2 separate regions of the Homo sapiens genome follow, and region 2 is linked to region 1. A link is a loop called in an ENCODE intact Hi-C map of the cell type or tissue named here. Cell type or tissue: body of pancreas. All regions are shown on one strand. Links, peaks and the distances in the headings refer to the core of each region. The heading gives the core; the rest is flanking DNA.

Region 1 (10,485 bases), core at 999-8,998:
AACATGATGAGACCCCCCCCCCACCACCACCATCTCTACAAAAAAAATACAAAAATTAGCTGGGTGTAGTGACATGTACCTGTGGTCCCAGCTATCCTGCAGGATGAGGTGGGAGAATCGCTTGAGCCCAGGAGGTTGAGGCTGCAGTGAGCTATGATCATGCCATTGCACTCCAGCCTGGGTGACAGAGCAAGACCCTGTTTCAAAGAAAAAAAAAAGAGAAAGAATGAGGAGTGAATGTACAGAAAAAGGGAGATTTGTGTTTTTTGTTTTTTTGTTGTTGTTTTTGGGAGAAGAGGCCAATGCAAGTCTTTATTGGAAAGAAAAGACTTTATAGCACATTTGAGTAACTTAACACAGAGGCTCCATGGGCCCCCTGATGGGGCAGGTTCCACAGTTAGGATATCACTGGCTCTTGCCTTTGTGTAGCCAAAACTAGATGATGGCACTGTTGTCCTCTTCATAGATATAGCCCACTATTCACTTATTGGTGATGGTGGGGACCAAATTAGGGTTCCCTGTGACTGAAGCTGCCTTTGGGGGTATTATACTGTATGGGTCCAGTCCCTTCCGTGCAGCCATCATGAGCTCCCTCTCCAACCCAGCCGCCTTCTTGTCATCAGTAAGAACACCACCTCCAGATGCCATGGAGTACACCATGGCCACTCCATTGGAATTGCGGGCCCTCAGGGCCTGTGTGGCCAGCGCTCTGGTCTGCAAAGCATCTTGAAGCCATCACACCTGTGACAAGCAGTAGCACTGGGAGATTTGTCACCTGGTATAACATGTAGGTGACATAGGTGAATTCCTACTGTATCCAAACTCTTGTTTATCTTTAAGAAACAGGATGCCTGCAATTAAAAGTTCCCTTTGTAACCAGACTAACTGAGACTGGTTAGAACCAAGATAGCCAACCAAATGACTTCAAGAAGACCTCAGGCTTCATTATAATCTCACTTCCATGCTAAATGACACTCCCACTAGTGCCATGACAGTTGACAATTGCCAAGACAGTGACCAGAAGAAGCCATAAAAGCACAAAAAAGAAGGCAGCACTATGGTTCTGGGAAGCCCACCACCCATTTCCAGAAAAAATGTGAGTATTTCTCCCCTTGCTTTTAAAGTCCAACCCCATTATTAGAGAAGCCCTAAATTTTAGTCCCCTCACCTTTCACTTATTGAGACATTGATTAGTGAGCCAGGCTCCCACTTCTGGATTCCATGGCCATTGAATAAAGCCTGCACTGGTTGACACTCACTTTTAGTTTTGTATATTGACTTCATGACACCAAATAGTAAAGTACCACATCTTTATAGGGACCAGCTTTGTTGTTCATAAAACTGGCAACCCAGATGGGACACTGGACTAGATTAGGGAAGGCCTATTTGGGAAGGCCCTTTGCCTCACCGCAGACCTGGCAACAGGCACCTGACAGCTGGAACCAGCTTTGTCAGTAACATTGTGAAGATTAAATGTAGACATAAACTCTTAGGACAGTACATGGCACAGGATAGGAATAGTCTGATTTTTTAATTAATTTATTTATTTTTTGAGATGGAGTCTCACTCTGTCACCAAGGCTGGAGTGCAATAGTGTGATCTCGGCTGGGGCAGGCTCAAGTAGGCTGCCTCAGCCTCCCGAGTAGCTGAGATTACAGATGTGCACTGCCACGCCTGGCTAATTTTTGTATTTTTAGTAGAGATGGGGTTTCACCATGTTGGCCAGGCTGGTCTCAAACTCCTGACCTCAGGCAATCCGCCCACCTCGGCCTCCCAAAGTGCTGGGATTATAGGTGTGAGCCACCATGCCCAGCTGAATAGTCTGAATTTTAGCCATTATTAGAGATCTGGGGAACTCTTTTTTCCTTTATGTGTAGAGGAGTTGGCCTACTGAGGAACTCTACCACCAATCAGTCTGTGCTATGACTGAGTTTCTGGAGTCAGTCTACCTCTAAATGTGTTCATGGACATAGAGTAGCAAGCATGGCTTCATGTATCCCTATACAAAGTGTTTTCATTTCATTTCCTATTGCTGCTGCAATGAATTCTGGAGGCTCTAGGGGAGAGCCTGTTTTCTTGCCTTTTCCATCTTCTGTAGGCGGCCTGCATTCCTTGGCTTGTAACCCTGCTTTATTCCAGGCCTCTGTTTCCATCGTCATACCTCCTCTTCTTATTCTCAATATCCTGTCCCTCCCCTTATAAGATTCATGTGATTGCCGGGCACGGTGAATCATGCCTGTAATCCTAGCACTTTGGGAGGCCAAGGCGGGCAGACTGAGCTCAGGAGTTCGAGACCAGCCTGGGCAACATGGTGAAACCCCATCTCTACTAAAATACAAAAAAAATTAGCCAGGAGTGGTGGCGTGCGCCTGTAGTCCCAGCTACTCGGGAGGGTGAGACAGGAGAAGTGCTTGAACCTGGGAGGCAGAGGTTGCAGTGAGCTGAGATTGCACCACCGCCCTCCAGTCTGGGTGACAGAATGAGACACTGTTTCAAAAAAAAAAAAAGATTCATGTGATTACTTTGGGCCCATTGGCTAATGCAGGATTATCGCCCCATCTCAAGATCCTTAATTTAGTCACATCTACAAAATCCATTTGACCATGTAAGATAACATATTCTCAGGTTCTAGAGATTAGAAGGTGGGCATCTTTGATGAGGAAGTGTCAGTTTATGCTTACCACACTGGACAAGGAGTTTATCTCGGTTGTGGTGGACACATTTCTCTGAATCATACAGAGGTCATGTTAGCCACTTTCTCACGGATGGCTCTTTTCCCGAAGAATAACAGTGGGAAAGAAAAATGCCAGCCTTTGAAAAGACAGAGAGACAGAGGAGTATACCATTTTTCTTATGTGAGTGAAGAAATGGTGATAGGAATGGTTACTTTCTGAAAATATGCAAGGACTATCTAAAACCCTGGAATGTTAAGGGCTTGATGACATAGAAGTCATAGTAGCAACTCCAGCCTCAGCTGGAAGTAGGCTGAAGTAGGCTGCATGGCCTCTTTACACTTTCGCATATGCTTCCAGATCCCACATGTCAGTGACAAATGATCGTGTTATATAGCAAAACACGTAAGAACACAAGCTCTGGAGTCAGCCAAGACCCACATCCTTGCTCCGCTAGCTCTGCTATTTACTAATTGGGTGACCTTGGATGACCTGCTTAACTTCTCTAGACTAAGTTTTCTTGACTGTAAAATGGGGATAATGAGAGGTCACAGGTTTGTTATTAGGATTACATGAGATAATGTATGCAAAGTGCTTAGCATAGTGTCTGACACAGTAATTACTATTCAGTAAATTATTATTATTATTATAACTGGAATAAATATGAGGAAAGATAAAGTAGAACTGCACCATCTAACACAACAACATATTCTATAATCCCCTATAAATCTCCCCCCAAAGTCCCACTCATCATAGAAACTACTCTCCTAAATTGCTCTTCTTTGTCTCTTTGGAAACTCCTATCCTTTCTGGGTCTCTTCTTCTCACTTTTGGAATAATTTCTGTCAGACATCTTCTGTATGGCTTCTCATTTAGGCTCATTCCATTCTGTTTCTCTGCCCATTTAACTAATGAGTATAACAAAGGCACAATATTGAGTCATATAGATATCCCTTTAAAAGAGCTGAAAGTGGCAGAAACAAGTCTGTGAATACTTACCCTGGTCTCTTTTTGTCCTATCAACTTCTGTTTTTTTGTTTTGTTTTGTTTTGTTTTTGAGACACAGTTTCACTCTGTCGCCCAGGCTAGAGTGCAGTGGCACGATCTATCTCGGCTCACTGCAACCTCTGCTTCCTGGGCTCCAGTGATTTTCCTGCCTCAGCCTCCGAGTAGCTGGGATTACAGGCTCCCGCCACTGTGCCCGGCTAATTTTTGTATTTTTAGTACAGATGGGGTTTCACCATGTTGGCCAGGCTGGTCTCGAACTCCTGACCTCAGGTGATCTGCCCGCCTTGGCCTCCCAAAGTGTTGGGATTACAGGTGTGAGCCACCATGGCTGGCCATTTCTTTCTGTGTTGTTGTTGTTGCTGTTTTGTTTTGTTTTGTTTTTTCCGAGATGGAGGCTCACTTTGTCACCCAGGCTGGAGTGCAGTTTGTGCAATCTCGGCTTACTGCAACCTCTGCCTCCTGGGTTCAAGTGATTCTAGTGCCTCAGCCTCCCAAGTAGCTGGGGTTACAGGCATGCGCCACCACGCCCAGTTAATTTTTATATTTTTAGTAGAGACATGGTTTCACCACATTGGCCAGGCTGATCTCGAGCTCCAGTTCTCAAGTGATCTGCCCACCTCGGCCTCCCAAAATGCTGGGATTACAGGACAGTCAACCTCATTTTTTATCCTCATGCTCTTCCAGCTTACAACCTTGTTCAGGTGTGCCAAATGTTTGGAGAACCATATAAATTGAGCTTATTTATATTCAGTTTGGAATTCTGAAGCATTTATTAAACTCTTTCATCTATGTTGACTGGGGAACAATGCATCTGCTCAATAGTGACTGCTCTGGAAAAGTCCTTGTTAAGCTACTAGCTGCAGGTTTCTTCTATCCAAGGAGGACATCTAGAGGCTAACTGTGATGTGTAGCCTTTCCAGGAATGCTTTCCAAATTGTTTTCTTCACAGATCCAATCATAAATCATAAATCACATACCCAGTAAGTCTAACTAGAATAAATATTAAAGTATAGCTTATCTTAAGGGAAGAAACAGACCTAATGACGTTACATTTATTTTCCAGGCACAGTAGAAGTACATTAAGGGTACAGAAGAACTTTTAAATGTGATGAGTTGGGAGAAGAGCCATAAAGACAATTTGGGGGCTGGGCGCACTGGCTTATGCCTGTAATCCCAATACTTTGGGAGGCGGAGGCAGGTGGATCACTTGAGATCAGGAGTTCGAGACCAGCCCAGCCAACATGGTGAAACCCCCCTCTCTACTAAAAATACAATAATTAGCTGGGCATGGTGGTAGGCGCCTGTAATCCTGGCTATGTGGGAGGCTGAAGCAGATGAATGGCTTGAATCCAGGAGGTGGACGTTGCAGTGAGCTGAGATGGAGCCACTGCACTTCAGCCTGGTCAACAAGAGCAAAACTCCATCTCAAAAAAAAAAAAAAAAGGATTTGGGACAGGTGAAGAAATTTGAGCATGTTGGTTGATGTGACTGAGTTAATATTGATTTTCTTAAGTGTGTTAGGACCCTGTGCTTCTGCAGGACAGTATTCCTGTTCTTGGGAGATTCAAGCTGGGATATTTAAGAATAATGTAGGAAGACATCTGCAACCTACTTTCAAATGTTTTAACAAAAAGGAGATGTGTGTATACATATGTAGAGAGACAAAGCAGGTGTGGCAAGAGGTCATCAGTTGGTAAATCTAAGTGGGGAGAAATGTGAGTATTCATTACACTTTTCTACAACTTTACGTTTTTTCCAAATGAAAAAAGTTAGAACAGGCTGGGAATGATGGCTCATGCCTATAATCCCAGCACTTTGGGAGGCCGAGGCCCGTGGGTCACCTGAGGTCAGGAATTCAAGACCAGCCTGGCCAACATGGTGAAACCCTGTCTCTACTAAAAATACAAAAATTAGCCGAGCATGGTGGTGGGCACCTGTAATCCCAGCTATGTGGGAGGCTGAGGCAGGAGAATGGCTTGAACCCCAGAGGCGGAGGTTGCAGTGAGCCGATATCATGCCACTGCACTCCAGCTTGGGCGAGTGAGTGAGACTCCATCTAAAAAAAAAAATCAGAACATAAAAGCAATGAGCAAAGTCACTTAAAATATTACCTGAATTTGTATCTCCACCGTTGTGACATCTCTTATGCTGTGTTTTGTTCCTGTGTTGAAATTGGACTTTTTTTTTTTTTTTTTTTTGTGATGGAGTCTCACTGTGTCACCTAGGCTGGAGTGCGGTGGCACGATCTCAGCTCACTGCAACCTCCACCTCCCAGGTTCAAGCGATTCTCTTGCCTCAGCCTCCTGAGTAGCTGGGATTACAGATGCATGCCACCACACCCAATTGATTGATTGACTGATTAATTTTATTTATTTATTTATTTTTGAGATGGAGTTTTGCTCTTGTTGCCCAGGCTGGAGTGCAATGGCATGATCTCGGCTGACTGAAACCTCTGCCTCCTGGGTTCAAGTGATTCTCCTGCCTCAGCCTCCCGAGTAGCTGGGATTACAGGTGTGCACCACTATGCCCGGTTAATTTTGTATTTTTAGTAGGGACAGGGTTTCTCCATGTTGGTCAGGCTGGTCTGGAACTCCCAACCTCAGGTAATTCGCCCGCCTCAGCCTCCCAATATTTTTTTATTTTTAAAGATGGAGTCTAGGCCGGGCGCGGTGGCTCGCGCCTGTAATCCCAGCACTTTGGGAGGCTGAGGTGGGCGGATCACCTGAGGCCGGGAGTTCACGACCAGCCTGATCAACATGGAGAAACCCCATCTCTACTAAAAATACAAAATTAGCCAGGGGTGGTGGCACATGCCTGTAATCCCAGCTACTCGGGAGGCTGAGGCAGGAGAATTGCTTGAACCCAGGAGGCGGAAGTTGCGGTGAGCTGAGATCACGCCATTGCACTCCAGCCTGGGCAACAAGAGTGAAACTTTGTCTCAAAAAAAAAAAAAAAAAAAAAAGATGGAGTCTTGCTCTGTGGCCCAAGCTAGAGTGCAGTGGCGTGATCTCAGTTCACTGCAACCTCTGCCTACCTGGTTCAAGCAATCCTCCTGCCTCAGCCTCCCGAGTAGCTGGGATTATAGGCACCTGCCACCATGCCTGAATAATTTTTGTATTTTTAGTACAGGCAGGGTTTCACCACGTTGACCAGGCTGGTCTCAAACTCCTGATCTTGTGATCCGCCTGCCTCGGCCTCCCGAATTGCTGGGATTACAGGCATGAGCCACCGCGCCCAGCTGAAATTGGAGTTCTTATGTCTTCCAATCTCACTGTATTGTAATCACTCACATAGTTATTCTGTGCTCCTTGTATCACTCAGCATACAGCAAACACTCACAAATATTTGCTAATGCTAGAAAAAAAAAGTGATAGAAAACTTCACAGCTCCCCACTGTGCCATGCTCCCTCTGGTCTTCCTTAGGGCGGGGAGAATGCTTCCTTCCTCTGTTTCCCCTTCCTCCAGATTCCCACGTTGGGGGAAGCCTTCCTGGCCCTGCTTCTGTGCTCTTAGGTCATTTCCCCTTCTTTAGCACTCATTGCACAGTATATTCTAATTGTCAATTTTCTTTACTGGATTCTCCAACCACACTACAGTTTCCTTGAGGAGAAGGGAATTTTGTCTGCCTTTTTTACAGCTGTTACCTTAGTCCCTGATACAGCAGCTGGCACACAGTAAGAGCTTAATACTTAGTGAATGAATGGCCAATGCTAGGGTGACCAATGTTTTAAAGAGCCAAACTGGCTGGGCATGGTGGCTCATGCCTGTAATCCCAGCACTTTGGGAGGCTGAGGCAGGTGGATCACCTGAGGTTGGGAGTTCGAGACAAGCCTGACCAACATGGAGAAACCCCGTCTCTACTAAAAATACAAAATTAGCAGGGCGTGGTGGCGCATGCCTATAATCCCAACTACTCAGGAGGCTGAGGCAGGAGAATCGCTTTAACCCGGGAGGTGGAGGTTGCGGTGAGCTGAGATCACGCCATTGCCTGGGCGGAGCAAAACTCCGTCTCAAAAAAAAAAAGAGACAAACTGGAATACAGCCATACTAGAAACTCCCCCAAATACATGTATAGCTATACACATATATGTTGTTAATTTAGCATAAAATATGAACACAGTGTTTATTTGATATCAAAGGTGTTTTGATTATTATGGTAAAACAATTTCTTAGAAAGAAGTTCAAAGTCCTCCTTTTCAGGAGGGACTCTTTATTGAGTTAATCTTTATATTATTATTATTATTTTTGAGACAGGGTCTCACTCTGTTGCTCTGGCTGGAGTGCAGTGGCACGATCATAGCTCACTGCAGCCTTGACCTGCTGGGCTTAAGCAATCCTCCCACCTCAGCCTCCCAAGCAGGGAGTATAAGCATGAGCCACCACACTCAGCTAATTTAAAAACATTTTTTGTAGAGATGGAGTCTCATTATGTTAGCCAGGCTGGACTTGAACTCTTGAGATCAAGTGTTCCTCCCGCCTCGGCCTCGCAAAGTGCTGGGATTACAGGTGTGAGCCACCGTGCCCAGCCAATCTTTGTATTCTTTATTACAGTTTTATACTCACTTCCCATTTAATACTCTTTTCTTTTCCTTCCTTCCTTCCTTCCCTTCTCTCTCTCTTCCTTCCTTCTTTCCTCCCCTCTCTCTCTTCCTTTCTTCCCTCCCTTTCTTTCCTTCCTTCCTTCCTTCCTACCTTCCTTCCTTCCTTCCTCCCTCTCTCTCTTTCCTTTTTCTTTCTTTCTTTCTTTGACAGGGTCTCATTCTGTCACCCAGGATGGAGTACAGTGGCGCGATCTCGGCCCACTGCAACAATCTCGGCCTGCTGCAGCCTCAACTTCCCGAGCTCAGGCCATCCTCCTGCCTCAACACTCCCCACCCGACTACCCCTCTGTCCCCGAGTAGCTGGGATTACAAGGGAGCACCACCACGCCTGGCTAATTTTTATATTTTTTTGTAGAGACGGGTTTTTGCTATGTTGCCCAGGCTGTAATACTTTTTTCTGATCAACTTATTACATATACATATACATATAAACATTATATATATATGTATTGTATATAGATATACTTTGTTTATTTTTACTTTTTCAAATTCTATTTCTAACCCATTGCTCCAATAAAGGGAACCTACTAAGTTTATGGATCTTTACTTATAGCTAGCCATTCTAACTTGTTGTATTAATTCTAAAGCTCTTTAGTTGAGCATCCCAGATTTTCTATATACATAGTCATAGCGGCTGGGCATGGTGGCTCACGTCTGTAATCCCAGCACTTTGAGAGGCCGAGGTGGGCGGATTGCCTGAGGCCTGGAGTTTGAGACCAGCCTGGTCAACCGGGAGAAACCCTGATTCTACTAAAAATACAAAATTAGCTGGGCGTGGTGGCACATGCCTGTAATCCCAGCTACTCAGGAGGCTGAGACAGGAGAATCGCTTGAATCCGGGAGGCAGAGGTTGCTATGAGCCGAGATCACACCACTGCACTCCAGCCTGGGGAACAAAAGCAAAACTCTGTCTCAGAAAAAAATGAATAATGGCCTTCAAATTAATGCATGCATACCTTCGGGTTACACAAAGACTTTGCCAATGCTATATCAACAGGAAAGCTTTAACAGTCTCCAGATACTTAGGTTGTGTGTGTTCTTTTTCCTAAAGCTGGTGACCACGTGTCTCTCTCCCTCATACTTGAAAGGCACTTTTTGGTAATGATACTCAGGATTGTAATTAAATTTTCCAATAGTATTCTAGTTATCTAACCAAAGTATCATTTTACAGTGCAAGAAACTCAGTCCCAGTGAGATTTTCTGATGCTTCAAGGGTCATACAGTTCCATGTTACCTTCCTCTAATTTAGTAGAAAAATTTATGCCAGGCTGGCACAGTGGCTCAAGCCTGTAATCCCAGCACTTTGGGAGGCTGAGGTGGGCGGATCATCTGAGGTCAAAAGTTTGATACCAGACTGGCCAACGTGGAAAAACCCCGTTTCTACTAAAAATACAAAAATTAGCCGGGCATGGTGGCACATGCCTGTAATCCCAGCTACTCAGGAGGCTGAGGCAGGAGAGCACTTGAACCCAGGAGATGGAGGTTGCAGTGAGCCAAGATTGTGCCACTGCACTCCAGCCTGGGCAACAGAGCGAGACTCTGACTCAAAAAAAAAAAAAAAAAAAGAAAAGAAAAAAGAAAAATTTATACCAATTATGGGTTCAGAAATTATTTTAATGATTCTAATTTTTAAATGGTGATTGTATCAAGAAACTAAAGTTTATTATTAGCATTCAGTAGGCCCTTTTTTCCTGCTGCCTAACTTGCCTAACATCTTAGGATTACTTATTTCTCCATCAGTTTCTTCCATTTCTATCATATAGTCCTATATAAGAGATTCCTATATATTAACTTAGGTTATTATACTTATTAATTCAGGAAATAATTTTGAAACTGATGGTCAATATTCTCATCTTAAATTTTACAGGTAAATCTTGTTTTGAACCTTTCAGCTGTATTTCAAGTGGGAGTCTTACAGGTGTAGAAGATAGAAGATGAAAGGTGTTTTATGACGTAGGCTCCAAAATCAGAGTCAATTCTGCCATATTCATTGGTCAAAGCAAACCACAGGACCAGTCCAGATTCAAGGAAAAGAGAAACAGACTATACACTCTGAAGCACATTGGATATCATCATAAGTTAAACCTCTCTTTCTCAGGGGAAATGATTTTAAAGCACAGAGGTAATTTGAACCCGTGAAATTGAAGTTGAATTGCAAATAAATTACAGTTTTATTTTATTTTATTTTATTTTATTTTATTTTA
Region 2 (10,485 bases), core at 818-8,817, 330 kb before region 1:
AAAGAAACAAGACAAACCAAAATAACCAAAGAATTTGAATCAACAAAGAGGCTTAAGCACACACAATGACCTTATCTTCCTTCTTTTTTTTTTCTTATAAAATGTAAGGTTTAATATATGACAGCAAGGAGCACCCCGGAGGCTGCCAGCGCATGTGACTTCGTGTTTCTGTGCTACATGAGACTAGTGTCCTCATCTTCCATCGTGACAACCCTTCTCTCTCCCCCAACCCTCTCCCCCGCCCACAGTGCCAACAGGCTCTGGGCAAAGCTGCCCCGTTTTCTTTTAACCTAAGGGATGCCATGGTTTGGCTGACTATGTTTGACTACCACCACTGAAGGCAGCTGATGTCTCAAGCAGCTGGATACTGTGGCGATGGGAATCAGACGAGGTACTAGCATGGAGGGCGGGGGTGCAGGGTCAAGGTCGTCTGGGTTCTCAGGAGCCAGTCTGTGCCACAGAACCATCGGCAGCTGCCTTCGTAAGGCACCTCGGTCTGGCATTCGGAAAACCACCCTGTCTTGCCAGAGCCCCTTGGTCTTGGTTAGCAAAAACTGTATCTGATCTAAATCATGCTTTCAATCAGAAGAAATCACATTCCTTCTTTTCCCTTTCTAATATATTCCAATGTGTCTATTTTTTCTCAATTTTAACAAGCAAATTGTACCACCATCTTATTCTGAGATGCTCCTTTTTAAAAGCTGTAGATCACATTAATGGAAGTGTTTACTGCTGGGAATATTTTCCATGTACAATGATTTGTAACCCTCTTATCTCAACTAGTTGCACATTATTAGTTCACATCCAGTTCAATTTATAAATTAAGAAAGGTGCCTTTTGTCTGTACAAAAATCAATGCATATTTATGAACTTCTTTTATTCAAATATATTTTCACACATCTTATCTAAATACATAAAATGCAGAAGTCCGTGTGAGTTTGGCAGTGTGGCCCAGGAGGGCCTGAGACTAACACATCCACCTTGGCAAAAGGACAGACAATGTCTCTTATGGTTGGAAAAAATAGCCTTTTGTGTGTTTATTTGGTTTACAAAATATACTCAAAATGCTATTATTAGCTGAATTTGTGATTTCCTTTTGAATTTCTGAGTTATTCTTATTTATTTTTCCCATTTTGTTTTTGCACCAAGGAGACCGCAGTCAAAAAGAAAGTTACTCAGCAACTGATTTCCTCTCTTTGGACTGAAAAATTAAACAGATACTAAATTATGACAGTGAATTTAGAAAGGAGGGCTCCAAGGGCTTGAAAGAACATATCTGGGATGATATGATGCTTCTAAGAGTACTGCAATCACATTGTGGCGATCACCGGAGCATGCCGCATAACTACCTCCTTGGCTAATCTGCTGTCTTCTTGGTGATGACTAATCCTCTTCTATTAAACAGCAGTAATGCTGGAAGAACTCAACTGTACAAGTGTAATGAAGCCAGTATTCTCCCTGGACAGATTAGCTACAACTGACTTGACACATACCATCATAAGGGCTTCAAACCTGACAAACTCTGTGCTTGCTTCTGATTTATGCCATCAAGCTCCTCAGAGAAGGGATGGAATCCAAGTGTTCCGCTTGGTAGTACTGATGTGCTTAACTGCCAGTTAAGGAAAGTTGCCCCTCCCCCTCACATCCCCGCCCCTTGTGCCACCAGAACAAGGGTCCTGCGCCGTGTGCTATCATCAAAGAGCCGAGGCCTGTCGCTCTCTCCTGCTTGTGGTTTAGGGAAATTTGAGCAAAGGAACTGCTTCTACAGTCTCCCAGCTGCCTCTTCACCCCTTGAGGATGTCCAGGTTTTGTGATTTTGTGTGGGGTGGGAGTGGGTGGGTGGGAGGGAGGCGACCACCAGGAAGAGTGAGGGGATGTGATGGGACTCACGTGCTGCGACTTCCAAGTGAGTATGCTGCGAGGCTGCCGCGTCCCAGGTGTGGCTGGCGGGCAGGCAGGCACGGCTGTTCCTCAGATGATGGTGGGCACCCTCCTGCTGCTGCTTTTCTGGTTATTGTTTCTCCTGGACAGGTTAGGGGTGGCCATGAGCACTCAGTGCTCGTTGGGCAGCCATACTCCAGGGCACATTGATGCATTCCTGCCTCGAGGCCTGCCAGGTGTAGGCCAGCACTGTGTTCCCATGGGCATCTTGGGCCATGACGTCCACCCGGTACCAGATCAGGAGCTGCACCAGGACCACACTTCCCTTGTGGCAGGCCAGATGCAGTGCAGTGCGGCCATCTCTGTCTCCCTCCCCAAAGGTTTCTTTCACCTTGTCCCAGGAGCTGTGCACCAGCAGCAGGATGGCCATCTGCCGGTCTTCGTCTGCGGTGGCCCGAAGCGGGTGCTGGCCCAGGGACAGCTCCGTGCAGGGTAGCGGGGCCAGGAAGAGCTTCTGCTCGTAGTTGGCATGGATCCATTGTTCCTTCTCTTTCCTTGTGGAGTCTACTAAGGGTTTCATCCGCCCCTGGCTGCTCTCTTCCCAGACGCTGTTGAATATCTCGTTCCCAATGGATGACATCATCTTGATAAGCTCAACTGGCCAGTCATCCAGGTCCAGAGATCAGACTCGGGAAAGGTGGGTGCCAAGATTCCAATGGATTCCTAAGCACTTGATGCACGTGAGCACTCCCAAGTTCAAACTGGCCCAGTTAGGATTCTGGGTCTCGCAGTTCACACAGTGGGAGTTCCGTGCATGTGTCAGATTGACTGCAGGGCCATGGCCTCACTCTGGTTCATCAGCTGGGACTTGTTCTTGCTGCTCTTGCACGACTGCAGGCTGGCCAGGATGGCCAGGATCTGGCTCTCGATGGCTTGGACCCAGGTGTCCTGCTCCTCATTCGTCGTGGCTTCAAAGTGCCACGTTTGGCCAGTGAGGGACACAATGATAAAGTTTTCTTGTTCTTCAGCAGTGTCAGACAGGCCATCAGCTTTGAAGTTGCTGGTGGCTTTCTGCCTATAGTGCTTCTTTCTGTTGGTGTGAGGGGAGGTGGGCTGGTGGTGCTGGAGTTACTGCGACTGGAGCATACAGAGTCACCCACCCCTTGTCACTGCTAATGGCCGAGTTTGCAATGACTGTAGCCTGACTCCACTGGTTGGCTCTGGAGACTGAGTAGGAGTGCTGGTGCATGCCATCTGGTTGGCTGTTGAAGGAGACCAGGCTGATGCCACCTGCCAACTGAGACCCAGATGCACTAGTGACATTTCCTGAATTGGGTGAGATGTGTAAACTCCTCATGTGCTTGGATAGGCCATTGGTTTTAGTCCTGGAGATGGGCACGCAGGCCGACGTGGCTTGGGGTAGCCTCTTCCCTGGGACTTTCATAGTGGTTCTCAGAAGGTCAGTCTCCTTACCATGGACATTCTGCATGTAATCATGTAAACTTGGATCATAGGTCCGCACACCATTGTCACACAGGGTGACATATTTCTTTTACCACTCTTTATTCAACGATTTGCCACTCTGCTTCAACAGCATGCCCTGTATAATTGGCATGGCTTGGCTGCTCCCAATGCCGTATGCATGACTCTCTAGGCCTTTCTACTCTTTGGGTTGCTCCCTTTCTGAGAGGTGAACAGGTTTGACCCCACTTGAACTGCTTGTGAACTGCTTGTGAATGGGTGTGGGCGTGTTGGCAGTGGGAGGAACATCCATCTGAAGTTCCTTCTGGCTGGTGCTGGGAGTCGATGGAACAGAGGAGGAATAGTTGCTTAAACTCCTACCTCCATTACTTGTCTAGTTGATGTGCATGGCGGACACCTGTGCAGAACAGACGGTGGAATGGCTTGGAGAACTGGGCAGCAACTTGCAGGGTCCTATGGGCAGCTGCTGCTTCTTCCTTGTGGCAACAATCTTCTGGGCAACCTCCTGGAAGTCCCTTTCCACGTTCAGCCCATACATAGCACACGTCTCATAGTACGTGCACCGCTTCAGGTCGTTGGAGCACTTCCTTACCCTGGCATCATCAATGACCCTCAGGTTAGTGGAACTTATGGCATCCTGGGTTCCCACCAGAACCAGAGGAATCTCGCTCATGTTCCGATAGTTGGCCATTCCACTGTAGTAAACAGTCTGGAAACTTATTTCATCCTCCAAGCTGAAAACAAATATAACTGCATCCACCGACATGGCAAACTGCGCCTCCAGGGGGTCCCCTTCATATTTAATCAGCAGCAGATAGCTCTGTCCATCAACAACAATCTCTTTCTTGAACCTGCCACCACTTTGAGCTCCGGGACAGATCGACTCAGCGTCCATTCCTAGCTGTTCACAAAGACATCTTCGATGGCAATGACGTGCTCCCGGATCTGGTTCTGAAGCACCGGCTCCTCCACGCGCTCCAGCAGCTGGTAGATGGGAGTAGACGTTGGGGTGGACCAACTCGAAGTGCTGGATCTCGGCCGGGATGGCAGCCAAGTTGGCCAGCTGCTGCTGGTAGTTCATGGTGCAGGCACCAGGCCGGGAGCTGCCTGCCCCCGCCGCCCCCGCCCCCGCCTCAGAAGCCTGGCCTCCCGCGGCGGGTGGAGGAGGCTCGAGAAAGGCGCGGGTGGAGTAGGCGCGGGGCTGGCCCGCGGTCTCAATTCATGGCAGGGACAAGCGGCTGGCGAGCCAGCAGCCAGCGAGCGGGCCGGCGTCTCAAGTCAACACGCCACCCCGGGGAAGCGCGCCCCCACCTGGAGCGCGCCCCTACCTGCAGCGCCCCACGGCGGGCGTGACGGGCCCAGGAGGAGGCTCGCTAGAGCGCCTTCCTGCGAGGCAGCCTCTTTCCAGCCCTAGGCCCCGCTCTGCCGAGCAGACATTAAAAGCCCTGGCAGCCGCTGAGCGCTGAGCTCCGAGCTCCGAGCTCCGAGCGCCAGGGCCGGGGGCGAGGGCCGATTCCCGGGCAGTGTGGCTGCGCGGCTCCGGGCGCCCGGCCGCGGCCTTCTTTCTTAAAACTGATGACATAATGCTTTTTTTTTTTTTTTTTTTTTTAAGCCAAGGGAACAAAATGTTCCATCAATGAGCCAGGAATATTGAGGAATCCCTGAAAGATTGAAAATAAGACTTATGGGCTGGTTTATAGCAGAATGGGCAGGGCTGAATAGCAAATTAACAAAAAGGAAAAGAAAATGGATCTAAACATTGCAACATTTGAATGACAAAAGCTGTATAAACAAAAACCAGCAAGAATGATGGTGAGGGTTGGGGAGTTAAAAAGAAGAAAATGTCCCAAATTTGCACCAAAACACATCTTATTAAAAGGGCCCACTTAGAGTTCTTAAAATAATTAATGAAAAAATATCCTGTTGTAGGTAAACTCTAGGAGAAAGAGAATCAAGAGATTTTTATATGGAAATGTTATCTATAAAATAATGGAAATTAGTTTGCCCTTGAATTTCTCAGTGGCAATATCTTCAGGGCTAACTCTGGAATCCTTTAGGCTAACCAACAGTAAAGTGAGAGGAAAATAAAAACGTTCTCAGACATGAAAGTATTCAGAAAGTTTACCATCTCATTGAATGACTTGAAAATGACTCCTGCAAAATGAACAACGAATTACAAAAAAGATTTCCCAGATTCTCATCCCCAACAGATGAGGCAACAGACATTGAGTACATACTATGTGCGCTCTACACAGATTATCTCATTTTCTTCCCAATAACTCTGAAAAAGGTACAATTATGATGCCCATTTTAAAGTGAAGAAACTGATATACAGATGTGAACCAGAATATATGAAAGAATGATAGGCAATAAAACATAAAATATATTATTGAATCAAAAAGTTATTGGTGCATAATATAAAAAAGAGAGGGTTTTTACAAAGATATTCTGGAGCTAAATCCCAGATCGATAACTGCAAAGCAAGTGTCAGAGGCTGTGTGAAGTTGCTTCATTAGAAAGACTCCACTGGGGAACAGTAGCTACCCTTAGAGTCCCCACTTGACTGGATTTGCAGTAACCAAGACCTATCAGTCATCTGTGGCAGCTGATCTGTGAAGTGAATGGGAATGAGGTGGGAACCATCACAGTAGCATCTTTCTCTCCTTTGATGGTAACACTTATCTCTGCAATTCTCCAGGAATGTAGCATTGCTTTTGATGTACTGTTTTGGCACCCCACTTGGTACTTCCTACCGGAATAGCCCTTACACCATGGGTGAGTGTACCAATGTAGGAATTCTGCCAGTTGCTAAGATTACCTATTCCAGCTATTCACTTGGCAACTAGGGCCCTTGACCACAGGATGAATTCACAGTCCCACTAGCCCTGCCCAAAGGTGAACCTGGGCCAGAATTCAGTTCATTTGTCACCCAACCTCTATAAGCTCAAAATGTTGATGGCAAACAGCAACATTTTGGGTCCCAGAAATTAGTGTTAGTTTGGGATTTGCATATGATAGTCACTAAAAAGTTTGGGTATTTCCTTTTCTCCAGAGCAATTATCTATAAGGGAGCACAAACTCTTTGGGGAGATGAAAGTTTGCTTGCAGTCTTAGGTACAATATTTCCACAGCGTCCTTATACAAGAATATTTGGGCTATGCTCAAAAGGCTGTGGATCTGGGATCTGATTTAGTGCCGGTAATGGGGTGACAAGTTGTATCTCTCTTGCTCAGGAGAGGTCTCTGTTCCCCAGACATAAAGCTGTGTTTTGTGGGTTGTTTTTTGTTTTTTTTTTTTTTAGAGACAGGATCCCACTCTGTTGCCCAGGCCGAAATGCAGTGGCATGATCATGGCTCGCTGAAGACCTGAACACCTGGGCTCAAGCAGTCCTCCCTTCTCAGCCTCTTGAGTAGCTAGTCATGCATGCTCCACCATACTTAGCTACTTTTTCTTTTTCTTTTTTTTTTTTTTTACTTTTTTTTGGAGGGGGAGGTAGGGGTCTTGCTATGTTGCCGATGCTAGTCTCAAACTCCTGGACTGAAGAATGCTCCCACCTTGGCCTCCCAAAACACTGGGATTATAGGAGTGAGTCACTGCCCGGCCTGGATTTGTTTTTGTTATACAAACCAAAAAGACTTAATGGGTTATTTGTTGAGTTCATTCCTTGGGTTCCTAAAATTACTTAACCACATCCAGAGAGCTCCTGGGTCAGACCAATGTGTTTTCCACCCTGCTGCCTATTATGATGACTGGAGCCCACTGTTCTTCTGGTAATTAACGCCCTCCACTTGACTGCCTCCCATCCTTGCTTGCCTGTGGGAGTGTATTTTAATTTGCAGCTGCTCCTTCCAGCATTCCTGCCCTAGAAAACAGCCGAGATAGAGAAAGAGACCCAATTTGTGCCTATCGGATGCCACTGTTCAAGTCTATTTCCTGCAGCAATGACTCCAGGCCTTTGCCATTGCTCTTACATTTCTTACCCTACTCCTGCTCTACCACTAGATGACTTTGCTCCAAACCACCCAGAGCAAATGGAGGCTCTCATACATGAACCCCCTCAACTTTGAGCCCAGTCCTCTAAACTAGTCCCCATCATGTCTTTCCTTCTGGTCTCGGTTGGTGAGGGGGTCATCCATCCTACTTTTGATTTTATCCCCCCAAGCTCCTCTAGGATCATGACCTTACCCTTTGGTTACTGTTACACATATTCAATACCTCTTCACAGACTACTTTCCTATAGCATAAAATTATGCTCTGATCTTACATACACATAACACAGAGAAGAAAGACAGCAGGAAGGAGAAATAAACACTTTCTCTTGAACTACCTCCCACTCCAGCCTTTCCTTTGTGGCCAAATCCTTAAACAGTCTACACTCAGTTTTTTTCCCACCTTTTCATCCACCATTCACTACTCAGTCCATAGCAATTAGCCTGCTACTCAGGACATCTTTCTTTTACCAAAATTATCAATGGCAAACTTACTAATTGACAAGTTTTACAGACTTTTCATCTTACGTGATCTCTGCTGTTTACTGTTGGTGTCTCCTCCCTTTCTGAAAATCTCTCCTCTGTGGGTTTCTATGATGCTGTTGCACTGGGCTTGACTCCTAGCATTCTGCTCTATTTCCTCCTTTTGTTATTCTGTTAATGCCCATGTACATTTAATACAGGGTCTGTCCTTGGCTCTTTGCTTTTTTTCTTTTTTTTTTGAGAGCAAGTCTCGCTCTTGTCCCCCAGGCTGGAGTGCAATGGCTCAATCTTGGCTCACTGCAACCTCTGCCTCCCGGGTTCAAGTGATTCTCTTGCCTCAGCCTCCTGAGTAGCTGAGATTACAGGAGCCTGCCACCACACCCAGCTAATTTTTGTATTTTTAGTAGAGACGGGGTTTCACCATGTTGGCCAGGCTGGTCTCGAACTCCTGACCTCAGGTGATCCGCCCGCCTCAGCCTCCCAAAGTGCTGGGATTACAGGCATGAGCCACCACGCCCAGCTGGCTCTTCACCTTTTTATCCATCCCCCTCTTCCTAGGTCAGCTTTCTCATTCTCACAGTTTCAGCTTTGGCTAATGCCTTCCAAACGGCATGTTCATTCAAGCAACAAATATCTTTTAGCTCCTACTGTGTGCCAAGTACTGTCCTAAGAGATGGGACTATAACAGTAAGCAAAACAAAGTTTCTGTTTTTCTGGACATTACCAAAGACAAGCATTAAGCAGATAAAATATATAATATATGATGTCAAATAATGATAAAGGATCTTGCAAAAAATAAACCAGGATAAGACAGTGAGAATGGGGCTGCTGTAAATGGAGTATTTAGAAAACACTTTTGTTTAACTTGTATCATACTGGCTCTCAAAGTGTGGTTCCAGACCAACAGCATCACCTGGGAACTGGCTAGAAATGCACATTATCAGGCCTCACTCGACCTGCTGAATCAGAAAATAGGGGTCGGGGGATGAGTCCAGCAATCTATGCCTTAACAGGCCCTCCAAGTGATTCTGATGCATGCTGTAGAGGAGTTTCCCACCTCTGTTGCCTCAAATAGATGACAGGTGTGCAGTCTAATACTAATTTTCTTAGCCCATAGGGATAGCTTTAGGGTTGGGGGTTAGAGAGATGCCAGGAACCTCCGGACCAAAGTAGCGTACACCCAGACTTTTCAGAAGGCAACCAAGTGGGATCGGCTGGCATGCCACAGGCCTCCAGGTGGCATGGTAAAAGTCATCCATTGATCTGCTGCAAGAAGCTAAGCGCTGTCAAGGACCTGCTTCCGCCCTCACTTCCAGGTGAAGTTTGTGGTCCCTTGCACATGGAGACTGCACAGCACAGAGCGAGACAGGTGTAGAAGCTACTCTAGCTGCACCACGACAGCTCTTCATAATGCATGTGTTGGGCTCCCTAGAGCTTCTTTCCTTTCCTTTCCCTTTCCCATTCATTCACATCCATTCTTTCACTCACTCGTTCATTCAATTCATTCATTTATAAATAGAGACAGAGGTCTCTCTAGGTTGCCCAGGCTGGTCTCAAACTCCTGGGCTCAAGAGATCCTCTTGCCTTGGCTTCCCAAAGTGCTGGGATTACAGGCATGAACCACTGTGCCCAGCCTCATTATTATTTGAAATACATTTATTTTTATAAATTTATTTATTTATTTTTGAGACGGATTCTCACTCTGTCACCCAGGCTGGAGTGCAGTGGCGCAATCGCGGCTCACTGCAACCTCCACCTCCTGGGTTCAAGCCATTCTCCTGCCTCAGCCTCCCAAGTAGCTGAGACTACAGGTGCGTGCCACCATGCCCAGCTAATTTTTTTATATTTTTAGTAGAGACAGGGTTTCACCATGTTAGCTAGGATGATCTCGATCTCCTGACCTCCTGATCCACCCACCTCGACCTCCCAAAGTGCTAGGGTTACGGGTGTGAGCCACCGCGCCTGGCCATTTTGAAATAAGTTTAAAGAAAAAGTTGATTAGATTTGAAACCCATTCACATTATCACAAGAAATATCAAAATTACATTTGTTGATGACAGAAATTAGATTCTTTAAGTTCAACTGCTGTAAATTTTTAAGTGATTGTAAAAATGATTTTTAAAGCTTTTAAAATTGTGTGAACACATTTCTCATTCATAGTAACAAAAATTTAGAGTTCATCATTTAAAAAATTTTGATTAGGAATTTTATGTAGTCATTTCAAACATGAAATTTATATCTGTGGAAGCAAACTCAAGATTCTATTTTAAAAATTTAAAATATTTGTATACAAATTTAGTTTACTGATATTGAATCCCTAACACTTTTTAAAACAATGATTATATATCAAAAATTAATTTTTTCACCAAGCCCTATACAGATACCCTCAAATCCCCTCAAGTTGCCCCAGTATGCTATTCAAACAGTATCATTTTCTGTCCTTTAATGGGAAAAGACTGGATGCACTGCGCTAGGATCACCCTCTCTCTCTCCCTGTCTGTCCCCTCTTCCCTCTCCACCCCTTCCCTCCCCGCCATACCTCTTCCATAACACTGAACTATAAAGGGACAAAATACAGTCCTCAGGGTCACACAAGCCACCAGAAATAGGAAATGTATCTTTTTTTTTTTTTGAGACGGAGTCTCGCTCT

What was found. Hi-C counts contacts between places; a loop is a spot of excess contacts. Peaks named below come from ENCODE experiments on the same cell type or tissue, not always from the same donor. Only the 100,000 strongest peaks of a DNase experiment are listed, where the experiment ranks them.
Region 2: a loop joins it to region 1, with 4 times the contacts of the local background. A loop is called at or near these places in 11 of 110 quality-filtered maps.

Annotation. Positions count from the first base shown.
Region 1 is chr1:179,245,984-179,256,468 of GRCh38, reverse strand. It overlaps the pseudogene COX5BP8. Among named protein-coding and RNA genes, the nearest start is that of ABL2, 22 kb to the right of the region's middle. RefSeq lists a silencer at 5,801-5,973. In body of pancreas, for the core only: a CTCF peak has its summit at 4,563; no DNase peak of the experiment used is centred there.
Region 2 is chr1:179,580,664-179,591,148 of GRCh38, reverse strand. It overlaps the pseudogene LOC126860. Among named protein-coding and RNA genes, the nearest start is that of TDRD5, 5.9 kb to the left of the region's middle. In body of pancreas, for the core only: a CTCF peak has its summit at 4,690; a DNase peak (open chromatin) is centred at 4,408; H3K4me3 peaks cover 637 bases; H3K27ac peaks cover 1,173 bases.